Regions from separate parts of the Homo sapiens genome. Here region 2 is linked to region 1. Evidence: chromatin contacts called from ENCODE Hi-C data. All regions are on one chromosome and are shown on one strand. Each heading gives the region's core, a stretch centred on a gene start or an enhancer-like site at or near the end of the contact. The rest is flanking DNA. Distances are from core to core; before and after follow the strand shown.

Region 1 (5,043 bases), core at 898-3,397:
GACTTTTATTATTAACTGTTGAGTGACTTACAAATGTTGTTAGAGCAGAGCAGGGCAGAACAGTGTCATGGATAATCTTCCAAAGCAGATAATTCAAAAGTCATTTCCATTTAGCTGTGCAAAAACAGTTTATTTCTCTCCGTCAGTTTTCCATTGGTTAACGTACTTTGTTTCTGCTAGGCTGATTTGACTACTGCAAGGAAATACATACCAAGGACATATTATTTGGCATGGTGAAACCACCTTGGGGTCAGAAAACTGAATACTACACAAGTCAAGGTTTAATGTATTATGTATCTTCAAGGGCCTTGCTTCAGTGTCCTATGGTAAGGAATTGAGGGGTGGAGGGAGAAAAGTAGGGATAACCAAAAAGCATGTACTCAGACATAAAGATTTTGGAGGGGTGAGCAAGAAGTTGCAGTAAAATCGTACCTTTTTTTTTTCTTCCTGTAAACTGTCTTTGGTTTATGAGCCAAAGAATGAGTTTATAAGAGGCAGAGCAAAGAATAGGGGAGTAGTGAATTTGTTGTACTTAAGTGGGATGTCAACTTCATAATATAAAAATGAACGTTTCAGCAAATAGAGCTGCTCACTCAGAAAGGGTGGCCTATGTAACTTGGGGTTCCCCATCATTGGCCGTGTTTAAGCCTAAGTGGCATATCTGGTTAGAAATGGATTACAGTAAACAGTATTCCTGTATCCTTCATTCCGCAAATGCAAAAGCCTACTCTGTATAAGGTACATGCAGAATATGAAAAGGTATCAAATCTGGATCTGCTCTCTGCCAGCTGTCAAAGCATTGCTTCTCACACACTTTAATGTGATCTTGTTAAAATGCAGATTCAGAACCCTGGGGATGGGGCCTGATTCTGCATTTCTAACAGGCTCCCAGTTGACGCCAACACTGCTGGTCTGTGTAACACAGAGTGATAAACGTTTCTAGAAGGAGACATGCAAATACTTATAATACAAAGGTAAGTACCTTAGGGATTCCACTAATTTTCATAAAAAACCTGGATCCCTCCCAACCCTAGGGCTGTCTTTGCCCTTTTTATACCTTTAGTGTTCCTTCTGATGTTTTCGTTGTTGCTATCTTCCTTGAATTTTATTTCTTCTGAGGTTTCTCACTGTGTATGCTGTTTCTTAGCCTAGGAGAGCCTTTTCGTTCTTCTCCTAAGACTAACATTTTACTAATTTGTCAAGGAGCTAGAGCTCCTAAACACGCCATCTTGAATTCTTCCCTGCGACCCCAGTCGGGCTGAAAGCTCCTTCCTTGTCGCTCCCCACTGAACAGATTTTTCTTGGGGCGGGGAGAGGGGGACGGAGTATCGCTGAGTCGCCAGGCTGGAGTGCAATGGCGCGATCTCGGCTCACCGCAACCTCCGCCTCCCGGGTTCAAGCGATTCTTCTGCCTCATCCTCCCAAGTAGCTGGGACTTCCGGCGCGCGCCACCACGCCCAGCTAATTTTTGTATTTTTAGTAGAGCCGGGGTTTCACCTTGTTGGCCAGGATGGTCTTGATCTCCTGACTTCGTGATCTGCTCGCCTCAGCCTCCCAAAGTGCTGGGAATACAGGCGTGAGCCACTGCGCCCGGTCAGAACAGTTTTAACCTCCAGCAATGACCACTGCTTCCTTCTGCCTGCAGTTGGAAGTCAGTTTCAGTTTTCTTATTCCCTATAAGGAACCCACCTCTCCGGTCGCCTAACACACAGATGCTGCCCAGAAAACGTGCTGGCGCACCTGAGGCGGGGTAGAAAGCCGTGCCGCTCCTCCCGGCACCGAGCACCGGAGCCCAGGGAGGCGGCCTCCGAGTGTCATTTGGGGACGTCCCTTCTGCCGGGTAGTCTCAGAGGCCAAGCGCTCCTATTATCCCGGGCGCAGTCTCCCCAGGCGGGACAGGCCCTGCCTGGCGCCCCCTCCTGGCGCTGGAGGCTGCGTGCGACTGCCCACCATCGAGGCGGCGGCGGCGGCGGCTAGAGAGGCCGGCGGGTCCCGGGCGCCGAGGCTGCAGGCCGCAGGGAACGCGCACTGGGCGGACTCCGCGCCGCCGGCCTTGTAGCCATTTTAGGAGGAATCGCTGGTCGCCAGCGAGGGGTGCGGCTTCAATTTCAATAACTTTATTGGTGGCCTGATCTGCAGAACAGCCATCACATCAGTGGCCCTTGGAGGAGGGAGCGCATCGCCCGAGGTGACTGGAGTGGGGGCGCCCCTGGCAGTGAGCGCGGGGACGCGGGGGAGGTCCCGATAGCGGGTTTCCTGAGCTAGGGCCAGTGAGGGCACCGGGGTATTTGCAGGCGTTCCCGCAGGCCAGGAGGGAGAGGGCTCCAGGGCTCGGCTTCCCTGGGGCGGGGAATCCCTTGCCCTGTCCCGAGGCGCAGGGGCGGGGCCGGGGGGCGCCCCTGACGCGGCGGCTGAGGTGTTCCCAGCCCGGTGTCGTTCCCCGCGGTAGGTGGTCCCCGACGAGCTGCAGCCATGGGAAACACCACCAGCGACCGGGTGTCCGGGGAGCGCCACGGCGCCAAGGCTGCACGCTCCGAGGGCGCAGGCGGCCATGCCCCGGGGAAGGAGCACAAGATCATGGTGGGGAGTACGGACGACCCCAGCGTGTTCAGCCTCCCTGACTCCAAGGTAAGCGTCCCATGCCCGCAGTTGGTGTCAGTACTGCAGCGGGTTGATTTCTGGGCTCCTCTTCCCTTTCTTGGTTCTTTTCTACCGCGCCGAACCGGGCTATGGTTTTTTGAATTAAAGGGATTTATCGGGGACAGAGGTGTTGGATGATAATTCCTCTTGAAGTGCCGCCTCAAAATAGGATAAAGAGGCGGAGTTCTTGCTTTCCTGGTGTTCTGACTAATCTGTTGGCCACATTTTTAGGATGGGGACAATAGACATCCCCCCATCCCCGATCCTCCGAGCACGAATGGCTCTCTTCCATAGCGTTGCTGAATTTGTAGTTTGTAATCCCTGGTGGACAACTTCAGAGGGTAGGTTGCACGAGTTGCTGACCATAGGTGGTAGTTTCTCACCTTTGCCCTGAGGTGGCTAAATGAAATTCTTTTTCTGAAAATTTCTATGTATCAGTATCATTTTTGCTCTTCTAGCAGCTCTACAGTTGTGATCCTCTTCCCTTTTGGCACGGCTGTAAGCAGCAACTACTTGCTTATTGAATACTTTCTCCTAGTCTTGGGGATCAATTAAGGACATCATTTAGTTGACTGCTTAATTTTTGTCCCATACTTTATAGTTGTGGTGGCTGAGGCTGTGCCTCTTTCACGCCCCGCTGCTGCTCCGTAGGTGGAAGAGCCAATGATTCCACGACTTGTTTACTCCTCAGTAGTACTTCAAAATGTTGCGTGGCTAAAAAAACGACAACCCACAGCTGCCCTGAAGACCTTGCTCTCAATTCCAAGGACTTTCAGGAAGAGAACAACTTGTTTTCACTCTGTAAGAAAGGACAGATGGAGCTGATAGCAGCGATTACCATTCTAATGTTTCTAATGGCTTTCAGAGCTGTCAGCATGAAATACAAGTAATTCCTCCAGGTAGACTGACTGGATGAGATAGAAAAATGGAGGGCTTGAGGAGATTCGGGTGTGTTTGATGTTTCCTATCATTTCATCACTTCCCAGGGAACTGGGGCTTTAGAGAGTGAATAGAGTATTGTTTGCCATATTGGTAGCACATGGAATTTGGATTCCATGATTTATTTCTTTGGATCTCAATTGATAACATCATCACAGCCTGGCGCAGAGGCTCACGCCTGTAATCCCAGCACTTTGGGAGGCCGAGGCGGTTGGATCATTTGAGGTCAGGTGTTCGAGACCAGCCTGACCAACATGGTGAAACCCCGTCTCTACTAAAAATACAGAAAAAGTAGCCGGGCATGCTGGTGCATGCCTGTAGTCCCAGCTACTCGGGAGGCTGAGGCAGGAGAATCGCTTGAACCCGGGAGGCGGTGGTTGCAGTGAGTTTAGATCAAACCACTGCACTCCAGCCTGGGTGACAGACTCTCAAAACAAAAAAACAAAAAAACAAAAAAACCAACCATAATCACAGAGAAGTGAGAGTGATTAAAAGGAGCACTTATTGGGGTTTATTCTCCAATTCTCCATTCTTATTTGGGCTATCTACAAGCCATCTGAATTTACTTCTTCAAAGCTTTCGAAAGGTGATCCGCCTCATTATATTTTTACCCTTTTCCTATGTTGATGACTCAGGATTTAAATACAGTGTATTTGTCGAACTGTGACTGCAGTAATTGGTGTCCTGATTAAAAGCCAGGTTGCTCTGTCTGAATTGGGGCCTATTTTGTATTATTCTTATCTCTCACCTCAGTCTTGGCATTTGTGAATTAAGAAAATTATTCATATAATTTTCAGATTGTCTGAAAATCAGATAATTCCTAAGGTCTCATTTAAGTCTAAAATTTTATAGTTCTCAATGTAGCCTCTTTACTTCTAAACTCAACATTTTACTTAAACATCAAACTGTAGTTCTGATTGTCGTTTTGCCTCTTTTCCTGGTAGTTTTGCTGAGTAACTTGGAGTAAACAATCTTTCTGCTAGTCAGTTGCATTCATTCCTACTACAGAAATGTCATGTCATAAGTGGAAGGGCTTTCCTCCAAAGCTAGGCATATTAATAGTTTGTAGCTTTCAAATTCTAAACTGAAAATCCTGTCATAAAAGTAACTGACAGAAACAGTGGCAGGGGGGCCTACTTTGCTTTGAATGCCTGCCTTTTTCAGTGGACTAGTTCAGTGGTTCTCAATCCTGTTTGCACATTAGAATCACCTCAGATTTCTTTAAATAGTTTTTGGAAAATTTGAAACACTTTCAAAGTAGGGGGAAACAGTATAATGACATCTATATACATGCCACCCAGTTTGAACAATGATCATATCTTGAATGAACATATAACATCTATACCCCAGTCCACTATTCTCCCACTAGTTATTTTGAAGCAAATTCCCAGATATTATATCAAGTATTATTTTATCTGTAACATTTTAGGATGTACCTCTAAAGATGAGGGTTTTTTCTTTGTT
Region 2 (4,913 bases), core at 1,126-3,625, 600 kb before region 1:
TGCTTGCTGGGCTCCTGAAGCTGGTCACTGTTCTTACATCTTAACTGCCTCACTCCTGTCCCCTCTCCTAGTACTGCCTAAGGTCTGAGAACATTAGAACTGAAAGAGGTCTCTTCCATTACCAGCCTCCTTCTTTGGCAAATAAGGAGAACAAGGACTAGAGAAGGGCATGACTCGTAGGAGACGACACAGTGAGTCAGGGCTGATTGAGTTGGGAGAGCACCCTGCCCTGCTCACTCATACCGAGGGCTCTTCTAATGTCCATCCCCCGGCTGGATTTTCCTAGCCTCCATCTCTCCCTGAGTCTCCCTGATTCTTCCACTTGAGTGTCTCTACAATTCCATTTTTTGGTATTGACTCCCACCTGCCCACCTGCTCTTCATCGTCTACACTGGCTGTTCGTGGGGCACAGGCAGTGGAGGGCACTGCCACAGTGCCGCCTGGTCTCTCAGGTACTGGCTGACCCCACCTCTTAGGACAGGGGACCTGTCTATGTGGATCAATCAGGACAGGAACTGGATGACCTGCCGTTTTCAGGGACAGGGAGACCCAAGGCCAAAGCTCTGCCCCCGTCCTAGGGAAGGACTCACTTACTGGGGATTCCAGTAGCTCTCTGTGTGAATGAACTCCCATAAGCACCAACCTGGGCTCAAGGGTTGAGCTGGACAAAGGGGAGAGATGACCATTTTCCTGGAAAGCTTCAGGGTTCCTGGAAAGGAAGCTGACTTCCTTACTATTGTTGGAAGCTGCTGGCTCCTGGTGATGCCAGCTTGATGCACTTTGAGAATAAATTGTTTCTGATATATTAGTAAATAATGGGCAAGTAAAATTTAGTATTCAACAGTCCACTGAGAGTCAGGAGGTCGCAGAATGAGAGGTATTGAAAAAATCACAGAGGGACCTTAGAGTTTATCTAATTGAGGGGTAGGGCCGAAGGAAGAACCTGGGCATTTGGAGTCACATTTGGCTAGGATTTTAGCTGTGTGATCTTGGGGAAATTATTTAATGTCTCTTACACTCAGTTTCTTCATCTGCCAAAGATGCTAATAAATATCTTCCTCATAAGGTTTTATGAGGATTAAATATTTTAAATGGCTATCAAATAGAAAGGCTTCCTACGACATATAATTCCAAGGAGGTATTGCTGGTTTTTTATGACCACAGATTTTTTTTTTCTAGGACTCCTTCTGCTGTCCTCTAAGCTAGAAGTCAGAAACTCTGGACTTGTTTCTTGGCTTTGCCACTAACTTGCCATGCTATCACAACTGGGCAAGTCACAGACTCCCCAGATGTTCTAACTTAGAGATGGAAGAGCCTCTACACTTTTGTTTCACATGTGAGCAAAGTGAGGCTCAGGGAGGGGAAATATCTTGTCTAGGATCACAAAGAAACAGCTGGAACCAGAAAAGAGCCTCTCTTCATGAAATGATAACATTGCATTTTCACAGGGGATTTCCCGAATCTTACTCCAACCTGGCAACTCCATGATTCAGAACCTCAGGAGAGGACAGAGGTGGCTAGGGATCAAGATGTCCCTTACCCTCAGATCACAGAGTAGACAACCCCCTCTTTCTCTTCCAAGTAGAACTGAGCCTGCTTCAAACCTCTCATTGTGAGTGTGCCTTCTGCTTGGTGATCAGATTCAAAAGTGCTGCAGCTTCTCAGAAGAGAGGCATCCCATGAGGCATACATTTTATAATATGGAGCCATGTGGAGTCCAACTCCAGGCCCAAAATCTTGAGTTAAGGACACATTAGGAGGCATGCTGGACTTGAAACAGGAATGAGAGTGGCTTAATTTGATTGGGCCCTACACCTCCCTGATTCTCCAGACTTGACCCAGGAGGTCTGGATGCCTTGTGAGATAACTAATTTGTAGACAAATTCCTATACTTTCCATTGTCTGTGTTTTTCCCATCTCTGACAGTTACCCTCTTTTACCTGTGCCACATGAGGGTCCTTGCTGTGTCACTAACCAGCCTGAAGCACTATCAGATTCTGCATCAAGTTGGCTAGTTGGATCATGTCTGAGAGGAGTTTTTACTGGAAATGTCAGAAAAGAAAACAAGGAACTAATATCATTGAGTGCCTATATGCCAGATACTGTTCTAGGTGACTCCACATGTCCACACATTACGTTATCCCCATGAATAAACATTCCTATTTGTTAGATGAGTTAGAAATTGGGAGGATAAGTGACTTGCCTAGGGTTACACTACTAGAGAGTGATGCAAGCAGGGTCCTAGCCCTACTAGTCCTTAGAGACCGGAAGTTCCTCCGCCTAATAATTGCTGTTTCTGTTGTTCTTGTTATGATTTCACATCAATGGAACACCAGAGCCTGCTGTTTGGCCAGCCAAGAACCGGGCAGTAGACACTGCTGCAGCCAAGAACACTTGCTGGCTAAAAAAGGAAATAACTTTCTATATGTGAATTCTGGCCAAATGATGGCAGAGGCCGAAGAGTCTGGGAATCCTGACCACTGTGGGCTGAGGGCCCCAATGTAATAATTAATTCTAGGAACAGCATATGTAAGGGATGGCCAGCCAGTAAGGCAGAAGCTAAAAGGAAAAACGCTGGGTCTCTTCTGAGGCAAGGTAAAGTGGGAAAAATAGATGATGATAACTCTGAGAGTTAAGAGACTGGAGTTCTGGGCACGGGCTTATCATCATCTATCAGTCCTAGTCCTTGGTTTTCTTTCTCTTGTCAGAGATGTAGAGAGGATGTGGGCTTTAGAGTTAGGCTAGCTGGATTCAAACCCTTTATGCAGCATTTGCCAGTTGTGGCACTTAGTACAAGTACTTAGCCTCTGAGCCTCAGTTTTTTCATCAGTGAAATGGGGCAATACTACTTTCCTTGCAGTGTTAATGGGAGGGTTAGAAAGTATAGTTATAAAGGGCTTCACACATGGGAAATACTCAAGTTAGTGTTGTTATCACTCTTACTTTACTTCCTTGGACCCTTGTCATCTTGTTTAAAAATAAGGAGTTGAGTTTGATTGATCTCTACATTCCGTTCAGCTCTACTGCACTATAAATCTATGACAAATGGGGAAAATAATAAAGAAATGTGGGTATTATAATTTTCATTAGTAATTAATTGCATGGGTACTAAGTTACCCCCTTGGAGCAATTAATAAGGACCTACCAATATTTTGTTGACATTTAATATCTCCATTTACTACTCCCTTTCTTTCACTTTTCATATTTTTTCTTCCAACAGTTTAAGAAAATTATTTATCCTAGCACGAATCTCTTTCTGCACTTTACTCCCTTCTACTTCCTTGGCTTTGAAACAACTGTCTGCCAGCAGGGTGTCTCTGAGTGGACCCATCTGTTCTTGCCAGAATAAAATAATTAAATTTAAAAAGGAATTAATTATCTGCCATTGGTGCCACTGGCCAGAGTAAGAGGAAGACTGAAGTGAGTACTTCATCTCACTCATCTCTTCTCCTCTCTTATCTCTATCTTCCTTTCCCCTCTACAATGAACAAGGTTCAGGGATGCTGGCCCTCAGTGGACTTCTAATTCTGAGGAAGGTGCCCACACTGCCCAGCTCAGTAGCTACAGTTACATCACATGCCTGATCATTTCTCCTGAGGCTGAAGTAGTTACCCCAAATGTAAATCAGGAAAAGAATGAAAATCCTAAATGTAAGAATTAGCACCAGTCACCTACAATCAACTCCCTATCCGAACAATGATCTCAATGAACATTCCTGCTTCAATCATCTTATATAAAAGTGGCCAGCCTTTGACTGGTTAGGATTTTCCAAAGAAGGAACTTCAAGTGATTTAGATAGAGTTTAGCACAGTTGTCAAGGCAGGGACACTGCTGTCAGATGAGCTGGGAGCTCTTACTAGCAGTGTGATCTTGCTCAAGTTACCCTCTCTGAGCCCTGTAACAAAAGATGAGAGGCCAGCCATGGTGGCTCATGCCTGTAATCCCAGCACTTTGGGAGGCCGAAGTGGGTAGATCGTCTGAGCCCAAGAGTTTGAGACCAGCCTGGGCAACAGGACAAAACCCCATCTCTAAAAAAAAAAAAAAAAATAACAAAAATTAGCTGGGTATGGTGGTGCATGCCTGTGGTCCTGGCTACTTGGGAGGCTGAGGTGGGAGGATCACCTGAGTTCAGGAGGTCAAGGTTCCAGTGAGCTGTGATTGTGTCACTGCACTCCAGCCTGGGTGACAAAGTGAGACCCTGTCTCAAGAAAAAAAAAAAAAGAATAGTCCCCACTTCCTCAGGCTGTTGTGAGAATCAAATGAAAACAGATATGGAAAGACACTTATAGAGTGTCTGGCACATAGAAAGGTGTCAGTGAGTGTTATTTTATTTCCATTATTATTATTATCACCTAGATCCAAATTCTTTTTTTGTGTGTGTAACTGGGTAAACTAGAAGACGTAGTTGGGAATATCAAAGGATAACAAAGATTACTGAAGTAGCTGAGGATCAAGACCACTTTCTCATGCAATTCTCCCTACATACCCATTTTAAGGAGAAATTATTGGGGTGAGAGGAAATCAGAAAACATGTACACAAATTAATAAGGTACAAAAGACTTCTGACATAAAGGTTATGCTTGGTGCTTTGCTTTATAAAGCTACCTTGATGTCTGACATGGCAGAGGAGCTCGATAAGCACTTTCTGAACTAAACTGCACTGATATGATACTATTTCTCAGGCAGCCTTTCAGTGAGGCCCTTTGGGTCCTTTCACAACAGAATTTTCTTAATTGGGAAGCAAATGAACTCTGCCCTGCACCACATTCCACTGTATGGTGAGTGGAATTATAGCATGGGCCCAGGGGGTTGTTATTATTACTATGAATAACAACCTTTATGGAGAACCAGAGATCTGTTAGATACTGTCCAGAACATGTGTCGTTGTCCAGAATTAGACTCAGACTCTGTGG

The links. Hi-C counts contacts between places; a loop is a spot of excess contacts on that map.
Region 2: a loop to region 1 is called in a map of ascending aorta, with 6 times the contacts of the local background. The contact joins the enhancer-like site here to the promoter of PRKAB2 in region 1. A Hi-C loop is called at or near these places in 1 of 168 maps with a recorded cell type or tissue (ascending aorta).

Annotation. Positions count from the first base shown.
Region 1 is chr1:147,169,574-147,174,616 of GRCh38, reverse strand. It overlaps PRKAB2 (protein kinase AMP-activated non-catalytic subunit beta 2), which reads left to right and starts at 2,147. Exons shown (of 8, transcript NM_005399.5): 1 at 2,147-2,188; 2 at 2,450-2,628. The coding sequence starts at 2,473. It also overlaps a transcript of CHD1L not described here. RefSeq lists silencers at 1,818-2,047, 2,218-2,487.
Region 2 is chr1:147,766,698-147,771,610 of GRCh38, reverse strand. The region is part of intron 1 of LOC102723321 (a long non-coding RNA gene); the gene reads right to left. It also overlaps a transcript of GJA5 not described here. Among named protein-coding and RNA genes, the nearest start is that of GJA5, 8.6 kb to the right of the region's middle. Within about 2 kb of position 2,375, at least 2 of the 41 ENCODE cell types and tissues checked have a DNase peak (open chromatin) inside an H3K27ac peak, as active enhancers do; they include ascending aorta, where a contact is called at or near this core.